Linked DNA regions of Homo sapiens: region 2 is linked to region 1. Evidence: read pairs that join two places in POLR2A ChIA-PET (ENCODE). Cell type or tissue: A673. All regions are shown on one strand. Region 1 has its middle 2.8 kb from the start of KCNN1. Region 2 overlaps PDE4C (phosphodiesterase 4C).

Region 1 (5,000 bases):
TCTCTAATTCCTGACCTCAGGTGATCCACCCGCCTCGGCCTCCCAAAGTGCTGGGATTACAGGCATGAGCCACTGAGCCTGGCCAAAAAAACCCCTATTTTCAAATAAGGTCCAAGGTTCTGGGGAGGACTCAAATTTTGGGGGGTCACGATTCAAACCAGTCCACCTGCGTAGCAAGACATTGGGGTTTGGAGTCAAACCTTTGCTCCTCTATGGAGCTGCCACAGTGGGGAGAGAGGGGTTCCCTGGAGCAAATTTATGGGATCGGTTGGACCCACTGGATGTGGGGGTGGTAAAGGAAGGAGGCTAGAGCCTTCTAGCCTGAGCGTGAGGAGGGAGGGGCGCTCATGTCTGAATGGACAGGATGGGACAGTCCCAGGGTGGGGCCGCTGGTGGGCATGACAGGGGCTCCCTGACAGCCTTGGATGCTTTTTGGGGACTCCTTGCTTATGATGGAGCTGCTACCCTGCCTGCCTGTCACGCCCAGGCTCCCACTTCCTGCTCTAGGGCTGAGAACACAGCAGGCAGCCCATGGGGAGAACCGGGAAGGATCAGGCCCAGTCCCTCCCCTCCCATCCTGTGCCCCTTTTTCCTCCGTGTTCTGTCTGCAGGGCCCTTGTGTATTTATCATATCAAAGCCGGTCTTGTCTTCTGGCCTGAAACTGGGAGTCTGGGGGACTTTGTGTGTCTTTACCACCACAGTGTCCCTGCCTTAGAGTACAAGTCCTGCACACAGGAGGTGCTCAGTAGATGCTGATGGAAGGAATCCCAGGTCCCTGAATCCCGAGAGCTCAGGAACAAGCCCTCTGCGACACCTGCCCCAGCTCCCACCCTGGTATTCCCACTCCGCTTCCTGCCCCTGCAGTTCCCAGGAGCCCGAGGGAGCCAACACTCCAGATCTTGTTTTTTTTTTTTCTTTTTGAGATGGTGTCTTGCACTGTCACCCAGGCTGGAGTGCAGTGGCGTGACCTCGGCTCACTGCAACCTCTGCCTTCTGGGTTCAAGCGATCTTCTGCCTCAGCCTCCCGAGTAGGTGGGATTACAGCGCCACCACGCCTGGCTAATTTTTTGTATTTTTAGTAGAGATGGGGTTTCACTATGTTGGCCAGGCTGGTCTTGAACTCCTGACCTCATGATCCGCCTGTCTTGGCCTCCCAAAGTGCTGGGATTACAGGCGTGAGCCACCACGCCCAGGCTTTTTTTTTTTTTTTTTTTTTTTGAGACGGAGTCTTGCTCTGTCAAGCCCAGGCTGGAGTGCAGTGGCGCGATCTCGGTTCACTGCAAGCTCCGCCTCCTGGGTTCACGCCATTCTCCTGCCTCAGCCGCCAGAGTAGTTGGGATTACAGGCGCCCGCCACCACGCCACACCCGGCTAAGTTTTTTGTATTTTTAGTAAAGACGGGGTTTCACCGTGTTAGCCAGGATGGTCTCGATCTCCTGACCTCGTGATCCGCCTGCCTCAGCCTCCCAAAGTGCTGAGATTGCAGGAGTGAGCCACTGCACCCGGCCACCTTTTTTTTTTTTTTTGAGATAGAGTCTCACTCTGTCGCCCAGGCTGTAGTGCAGTGGCACAGTCTTGGCTCACTGCAACCTCCACCTCCCAAGTTCAAGCGATTCTCCTGCCTCTCAGCCTCCCAAGTAGCTGGGATTACAGTTGCCCACCAACACACCCGGCTAATTTTTTGTATTTTTGGTAGAGACAGGGTTTTGCCATGTTGGCCAGGTTGGTCTCGAACTCCTGACCTCAGGTGATCTGCCCTCTTTGTCCTCCCGAAGTGCTGAGATTATAGGCATGAGCCACCACACCCAGCTCAAATGATTTCTCTTCTAAGAGACTTCCCTGACCACCCTAACTCAAGTCTCCCTGTCCTCGTTCTTAGTTCTTTCAACTTTTTTGGATCTCTTCCTGATACTTCTGATACTTTTTTTTTTTTTTTTGTGAGATAGGGTCTTGCTTTGTTGCCCAGGCTGGAGGGCAGAGGCATGATCACAGCTCACTGTGGTCTCCACCTCCTGGGCTCGAGCGATCTTCCTGCCTCAGCCGCCCGAAGGAGCTGGGACTACGGGCACATGGCTCCACGCCTAGCTAATTTTTAAAAAATTTTTGTAGAGACAGGGTCTCGCTATGTTGCCTAGGCTGGACAGTACTTTTGTGTATCTAAAATTCTCAGTTTTATTTCCCTCTTTGGAGAGGGTTGTCCCCCTCTTCTAGAAAGCCAGCTTCAAGAGGGGCACGGTTTGTATCTCTCTAGGGTGCTGCATTCCCCAGCACCAGGCTCAGAGAAGGGGCTATGTGGATATGTGAATGAATGAATGAATTAGTGAATGAATGAATGAATCAGTGAATAAATAAATGGCTGAATGAGTGAATATCTTACCCTTGCCATCCTGACACTCACTGGGGCCCAGGTTCCAGCTTCCATCCGGGCAGTCCGGGCTGGGTCCAAGATTTCAGTGGATGCACCTGTGGAGGGGTGCTGGGGATGGAGGTGTAGGGAGATGCTCGTGTGGCCAGGCCACTCCCTGCTCCGGCCACTACCTTTGTGTCCCTGAGCTCCTGTGAACGTCTTCCAGTTCTCTTGCACCCAGACCCTTAGACACTGCCCAGAGACCAGAGGCCCAGCCCTCAGGCCCCCTGCGGAGGGGCTTGCTCTCCAGCCGCCTCCACCATGCTTGACGTTTGCAGAGGACACAGCCTGTGCGCAAGGCAGTTTCCCAGGGCATGAGTCCCGGGGGCGTCTTGGCTGCCTGACAGGCTCACTTGCAGGCTTCTTGGGTCTCTTCCAGCCAACCATGGGCTGATGAGAGGCTCTGCCTGGAACGGAGACCCAGACAGCCCCCACCAGAAGTCCCACCTCCATCCAACCTTGACTCCCATTCATGCTGCCAACCTTGTCTCTGAGGGGTGGGATTCCAGCAGGTGGCAGGACTGACTCAGGTGGGAGGCAAGGCCGTTGATCACCAGATTGATTGTCCAAGTTCCACTTCTTGATGGGGGCAGTCCCCGATCCCTCAGGGCAGGTGAATGCAAAGGAGAACAAGCACAGGTCTTTTCAGAGGGAGAAGGTGGGTACAGGGGCTTCAGGGCGTGGGCAGGGGTGCAGGGGATTGGGGGCAGTGGAGTGCTGTGGCTGATGTTTTTGTGAATTTCGGGACAGTTACATGTTAGACTTGAATTCAAAAAGCATCTGGCCAGGCGCGGTGGCTCACGCCTGTAATCCCAGCACTTTGGGAGTGGATCGCTTGAGGTTAGGAGTTCGAGACCAGCCTGGCCAACATGGTGAAACCCCGTCTCTACTAAAATTACAAAAATTAGCCAGGTTTGGTGGTGCACGCCTGTAATCCCAGCTACATTGGAAGGCGGAGGCATGAGAATTGCTTGAACCCAGGAGGTGGAGGTTTAGAGGTTGCAATGAGTGGAGATCGTGCTGCTGCACTCCAGCCTGGGCGACAAAGTGAGACTCTGTCTCAAAAAAAAAAAAAGAAAGAAAAAAGCATCTGATGCTACAGCCTGTGCAAGCAGACCAGGGTCAGCCCGTGGGCATGGTATGCTTCTCGTGGCTCAGGGACTCCTGCAAGGGCTGGGTTGAGCTGTCAGGGGCCAGGAGCATTGAATGTGGTTCAGGGATGTGCCCAATCCTGAGGGAGCTGTGGGTGGCTCCAATGTTGTGCTTTAGAAAGGGGGGCTCCTGGTGGTCCAGGCAGGGGAACAGCAAGTGCAAAGGCCTGGAGGTGGGAACTGTGGCGAGGGGAGACTGAGAAGGCTTGGCTGGAGGTTGGAGTGCTGGTGAGTCAGTGGAGAGATGCAAGAGGGGTGGCTGGTTCTCAGGTGTGGCTGAAAACCCGCCCCTTCGGAGTCCCCACAACCCCTTTCTTGCTCTGCAGTGACTCTCAAAGCTGCTTGTGTCTGGTCAGATCACTCGTAACAGCCCCCTGTTACAGATCCTATCCAACCCCGCCTGGTACCTCTGTGGATCTGACCGGGACCACCCAGGCCTCTATTTCCTGATTGTCTCAGCCCTGGGCATTGTCACCACGGCCGGGCCTTGTGCAGAGCAGTCTGGACAGGCTGGGATGAGGAACGGGCTCTCCAGGGGAGGGAACAAAGGTCCTGTCTGAGACTCTGAGCCATCACCTGGCCCCTCTGTGACTCACCGCCACCCTCAGCCCATGCAGCTATCCCTCATTCATGCCTGCCTGCCTGCCTGCCTGCCTGCCTGCCTTCCTTCCTTCCTTCCTTCCTTCCTTCCTTCCTTCCTTCCTTCCTTCCTTCCTTCCTTCAGTCCAACTGTTTTCTGAGCTCCGCAGAGGAAACACAGAAGACAGCCTCCCTCAGGAATAAACACTCAGATGTTCCTGACCTGGGCCAAAGCTCTGGGCTGGGAAGAAAACAGATGGAGGGTGTGGGAGAGAGATAGGAGGTGGGATCTGCTGGCTCCAGGAAGCCCCCAGGCTGGTGGGGGACAGAGCTGAACACAGTCACCCCAAGCCTGGTGGGAACAGGGTGAGGCAGAGGCAGAGGCAGTAAGACTGGAAGAGGAGGAAGGAAGAGCTCCCTACCCACTGGTCCCCAAAGCTCCCTGGAGCCGCCATTAACTTTGAATGAATGAGTCGGCCAAGTTCAGCCTGGGTGCTGGGGGAAGGAGCACAGTTTTGGGGACCCCCAGCCCTGGTGATCCCAAACTCCCTGGGGCTCTGGCTTCCTGTCATCCTGGAAATGGGTGTTGGAGGTTAGGACTGGGTGGCCTGATCCAGACGGGCGTCTCTCCTCCCACAGAAGGTGGCCTCTAACCGAGTGCCCCAGCATGTACCCAGTCCCACCCCTGGAAGGCCCTACACCTGGCTCCCAGACACCCCCCAACTTGCAATCACCCTAGTCCCCCTCAAGGCTCCCCTATGCAGAGCTAGACCCCGGAGGAGGTCGTTTGAGGGGCAGGCATTGAGTTGCTTTGCAAAGTTGTCTTTCAGCTGATGCTTACGGGGAGGACAGTCCCCAGGCGT
Region 2 (5,000 bases), 250 kb after region 1:
GGGTTTGGGCAGTCACTAGCCCCTTTTTTTTTTTTTTTGAGATGGAGTCTCACTCTGTTGCTGAGACTGGAGTGCAGTGGTGCGATCTCAGCTCACTAGCTCACTAGCTCACTACAGCCTCCGCCTCCTGGGTTCTAGCAATTCTCCTGCCTCAGTCTCCCAAGTAGCTGGGATGACAGGTGCACACCACCACACCCAGCTAATTTTTGTATTTTTAGTAGAGACGAGGTTTCACCATGTTGGTCAGGCTGGTCTCGAACTCCTGACCTCAGGTGATTCGCCCGCCTCTGCTTCCCAAAGTGTTAGGATTACAGGCATGAGCCACCGCCCCTGGCCCCACTGTTCCATTTCACAGATGAGGAAGCTCAGACAGAGTGAGGACATGCCTGGGTCTGGATGAACCGCCGGCCATGCCAATATCACCCCACCCTGCTGTCTGCAGATGAGAAGGATGCCCCGCTCCCCTCTGCCCCTCCCGCCCCGCTTACTGCCCTGGCCTCACCATGTCAATGACCATCCTGCGCAGACTCAGTCGCTGCTTGGCGCTGAGGTTCTGGAAGATATCGCAGTTCTCTGCCTGCAGCAGCTTGAAGCCCACAGCCAGGTGATGGTTCTCCAGCACCGAGGCGTCGTTGTACATAAGCGCCAGCTCTGAGTCTGTGAGGGTATGGGACTGAGAGCCCCAAGATCCACCCGCCCCACCCACTCTACCCAAAAGCAGCTTTTGGAAATCCTTAGCAAACTCCTACCCATGCGTTGAAGGCCCAACTCTAGCATGCCCTCCTGTAAGAAACCATCCAGGTCCCTGGCGCTTCCCTGACTGCAGGGCTAGGGTTGTCTGTGTTTGGCTCTGCCTACCCAAGACTGGGAAGGCTCCTCATGGACCCCCTATGGCCAGTGACAGTGAGTACTCAGTAATGTTTTTTTTTTTTCTTTTTCTTTTTTAGAGACAGGGTCTTGCTGTCACCCAGGCTGGAGTGCAGTGGTGCAATCACGGTTCCCTGCAGCCTCAACCTCCTGGCCTCAAGTGATCCTCCCATCTCAGCCTCCTGAGTAGTTGGGATTACAGGTGTGTGCCACCACCCTTGACTAATTTTTGTTATTTTTTTGAGAGACAGGGTCTCACTGTATTGCCCAGGCTGGTCTCGAACTCCTGGCTTCAAGCAATCCTCCCACTTCGGCCTCCCACAATGTTGGGATTACAGGTGTGAGCCATGGCACCCAGTCTCTGGACTCTAGGTCCTTTTGAGTGAGGGGCCTCCACTCTCACCCCCAGCACTCCAGGGCTTGTACACAAAAGGTGCCCAATAATTGCCTGTCAACTGAGTTTTTCAGATTCCTCATAGGATCCTAAACTTTAAGATCTTGGTGGAACTGTCTGGGCGCGGTGGCTCGTGCCTGTAATCCCAGCACTTTGGGAGGCTGAGGCAGACAGATCGCTTGAGGCCAGGAGTTTGAGACCAGCCTGGGTAACAGAGCGAAACCCTGTCTCTACGAAAAATACAAAAATTAGCCAGGCATGGTAGTGTGTGCCTGTAATCCCAGCTACTCGGGAGGCTGAGGCTAGACAATCGCTTGAACCTGGGAGGTAGAGGTTGCAGTGAGCCGAAATCGCGCCACTGCACTCCAGCCTGGGTGACAGAGCAAGACACTGTCTTTAAAAATAAATAAATAAAGGTCTTGGTGGAACCAGATCAGCTCTGCCACAGCTCATTATTCTGTCATTTGTTGGCACCTACTGTGTACCCAGACCTGCTCCAAGACCCTGAAGGGAGGGAAAACTGTCATAGTCATTTCATAGACAGGGAGACTGGGCTCAGGGCAGATGGGAACCCCCTGAGATCACCTGGTGGACAGGGTGGAGGCAGGGTCCACCTCTTCTCCTGCACCCACTTCCCACTCCTACTTACTGGTGTTAATCAGAAACTGGTTGGAGACCCCAGGATGGTCCACGTCGTGGATGGCGCTTGCAAAGAGGGCAGCCAGGATTTCCAAGTCTGTGAACACAGCCTGAGCAGGCAGAGGGCACAGGCGGTGAGGGGCGGGTTCTCTGGGCCCTGCACCCGCCCACCTGCCTGCAGTCATGGCGCAGTACCTCGAGGGCGGGCGTAGCCAGCAGCACATGCGTGGACTGGGCCACGTCGGCGGCATGTAGGCTGTTGTGGTAGGCCACATTGGCGTGGTAGTGACCTTCCAGCATCAGCAGGTAGGTGGCCAGTGTGTCTGCTGGGATCTGGAATGTCTTCAGCAGGTCCCGCTCCTGGTCCATCACAGACCCTGGCTCAGGGCCTTGGCCTTGGGGCTGCAGCACACGCTGTTCCTACCCCTCTCTTCTGAACTCCTATCTATGCCTCAAGCACCTGCTCCTCTGAGATGCCCTCTGTGCTCTCCTGAACTCCTCCACTCTGTGTTATTTGGTGGTCCATCCCTGACCCTACAGGACTGGGGGTGTCTCTGTCCAGCTCTTCTCTCCAGATTTCTCTCCTCTTCAGGGCCAGGGGCCGGGCCAGGGCTGAGGCTTCTGGACAACAAACTGTTCATCTGAGTGAACTCCTATTCATCCTTCAATACCCTGCTCAAATTATCCCCTTCAGAAATGTCAGGGAGGATTTGAAAAATGAGTGTCCCTGAGGTCTGTGGTAGGAAGCAGTGAGGGAAACCCCAGGAGTTTTTCCTTGGAAGCCAAGGGCAGGGTAGGTACCTGAAAAATGCTGAATATGATAGCTGTGAGGGGCCGGTTCCCACTTAGCTCCGCCACCTTGAACACATCAAGTCCCCACTTGTTGGTGTCTTCTAGCTCCTAAGATATGAAGGGCTGAAGCTTAATTAACCCCAGCCCAACTTCCCCAGACTCTAGAGCCTCCATCCTCCCACCCCAGGTTCCACAGTGAGCCCCAACTGCCCAGTATATAGGTGGGCAAACAGGCCCGAGATAGGGCATCCAGACAGAGCCAGGGACCAAACCTTGATCTTGGCATTGTGGTTGGGGACCCACCTTGGCCAGTTGCTCCTCCTGGTCAGTCTGGACCCCAAAGCGTGGGACAGTGGCTGAGGAGAGGCTGGCACTGTGGCAGAGCCCATGTAGGCCACTGATCCGGGACATGGGCTGTGGGGCCTCCTCAGCGGTCACCTTGGGCAGCTCCACCTCGGTCTGCTGGTCTGCGGATGGGCCAGGGTGAAGCTCAGAGAAGCCGATTTCACCTGCTGGGGCCTGGCCTCAGGACCTGAATTTTGCCAAACCCCAGAATCAACCTATTTCCCTTTCTACAGGAACCAAAGTAAGTTCGGAGTAAAGACCCTGTCGGCCGGACGCAGTGGCTCACGCCTGTAATCCCAGTGCTTTGGGAGGTCGAGGTGGGCAGATCACTTGAGGTCAGGAGTTCGAGACCAGTCTGAGCAATACGGTGAAACCCCATCGCTACTAAAAATACAAAAATTAGTCACGTATGGTGGCAGGCACCTGTAACCCCAGCTACTCAGGAGGCTGAGGTGGGAGAATTGCTTGAACCCAGGAGGCGGAGGTTGCAGTGGCTGAGATTGCACCACTGCACTCCCGCCTAGGCAACAAAGTGAAACTCTGTATCAAAAAAAAAAAAAAGATCCTGTCTTGCCTGTAGCTACCTACCCCTCTCCTCTGTTCACAGCTGATCTCAGTAAACCCTTCTGCTAGGCTTGGCCCCTGGGTGCCTGGGGCTCAGCATTTTCCCCCAAACAGCCTAATGTCCTTTCCGTCTCCCAAGCTAGTGTCTGGTTCCCTCCATCTCCTCCTAGGCAAATTTCTACTCATGCTTCAAAACCGTAGCTTTAATGTCCCCTGCTCCTGGAAGTTCCCCTTGTTCCTCCCTCTGATCCAGCCCTGACTCATGGGGGCTGAAGGTGTCTGTGTCTGGCTGTATCTCCCCCAGACTGAGGTCTATCATAGGAATCTTTCTTTTGTTTCTTAGTACTCCTAAAATGTCGTCCAGGCAGTGACTCAACAAAGCTCACCCAGGAAGGTCCGGGAGATGTACTCGGACACCTGGTTCCCGGAGCGGCTGGTTTCGGACAGGTGGGTCAACTCCCGGTTCAGGATCCGCTTGAACTGGGGCGGAGAGAAGGTGAAGACCGTGATGATGGGGCACCGTGGGCCGAGGCAGGTGAGCTCAGCGATCTGCCCCACCTCACCTTGTTGGAGGCCATCTCCCCCACCGAGTGCCGGGTCTGCAGCGTCTCCAACTGATCCAGGCACCAGTCCAGCTCGTCTAGCGTCTCCAATGCCAGCTTCTGCCCCGTGTCCTCTGGGAGCCGAGGCAGTCAGGGGCCTGCCCAACCCCCCCGCTCAGGGACCCCACGCCTCTCGCGACTTCGTCTCTTCATCTGGACCCTGAAACTGTTCCCACGGGGGCCACCCAGGACTCCTGGACCCAAGTTCCAGATCTGTTCCCCGAGTGCCTGTGTGACCATGAGATCTCTGGGCCTCAGCCTCCTCATCTGTAATATGAGTGTGGTGGGGTCCATCCCCGAGGGCGTTATTGTTTTTGCAGGGGCGGGGCTACAATTAGCCCCAGTATAAGGGGCTCATGGACTGGGGAGGTCACTATGGAAAGGAAGCTCCCAGCTGTCCTCAGCGGGGGAGGGAAGGAACAGGTACTTTACCTGCAGGAGGGAGCTGATTGCTGGATGAAGGGTTTCCGACGGGTCCCTGCCTGCGGTACAGCAGCCTCAGGCGTGGCTGCTCCGCCCATCTCGCCCCGCCCCCAAGTCCACCAGGCCCCGCCCCTCAAACCCACCTGGAGGCGCCGGAGCCCCAGCCTCAATTTGCAGCCCGCTTTCCGCCCACCTTGTCTCTGCCGGCCCCGCCCCCGCCCCGCCCCGCCCTCTACCTACTTGGCTGCTCCTAGGCATTGCTGGCGGGCAAGGGCCGCCACGTTGCTCCGAACGGTCCGCAGACTGGCCAGGACCTGTTGGGAGGAGGTGGTAGGCGGTGGGAAGGAGAGGCCGGATCCGGAGGGGGTCAGGGC

The links. ChIA-PET counts read pairs that join two places held together with the same protein. Peaks named below come from ENCODE experiments on the same cell type or tissue, not always from the same donor. Only the 100,000 strongest peaks of a DNase experiment are listed, where the experiment ranks them.
Region 2: POLR2A ChIA-PET joins it to region 1 with 6 read pairs; 4 of 35 experiments call an interaction of 5 or more read pairs at or near these places.

The regions. Positions count from the first base shown.
Region 1 is chr19:17,961,805-17,966,804 of GRCh38, forward strand. It overlaps a transcript of KCNN1 not described here. Among named protein-coding and RNA genes, the nearest start is that of KCNN1, 2.8 kb to the right of the region's middle. RefSeq lists enhancers at 550-1,122, 4,290-5,000. In A673, no CTCF peak of the experiment used is centred here; DNase peaks (open chromatin) are centred at 526, 2,747, 4,087 and 4,217; H3K27ac peaks cover 4,242 bases.
Region 2 is chr19:18,216,239-18,221,238 of GRCh38, forward strand. It overlaps PDE4C (phosphodiesterase 4C), which reads right to left. Exons shown (of 15, transcript NM_001098818.4): 4 at 4,867-4,940; 5 at 4,636-4,685; 6 at 4,165-4,277; 7 at 3,988-4,081; 8 at 2,996-3,159; 9 at 2,702-2,800; 10 at 2,096-2,260; 11 at 1,911-2,010; 12 at 503-657. Among named protein-coding and RNA genes, the nearest start is that of PDE4C, 7.7 kb to the right of the region's middle. RefSeq lists an enhancer at 3,051-4,250. In A673, no CTCF peak of the experiment used is centred here; no DNase peak of the experiment used is centred here.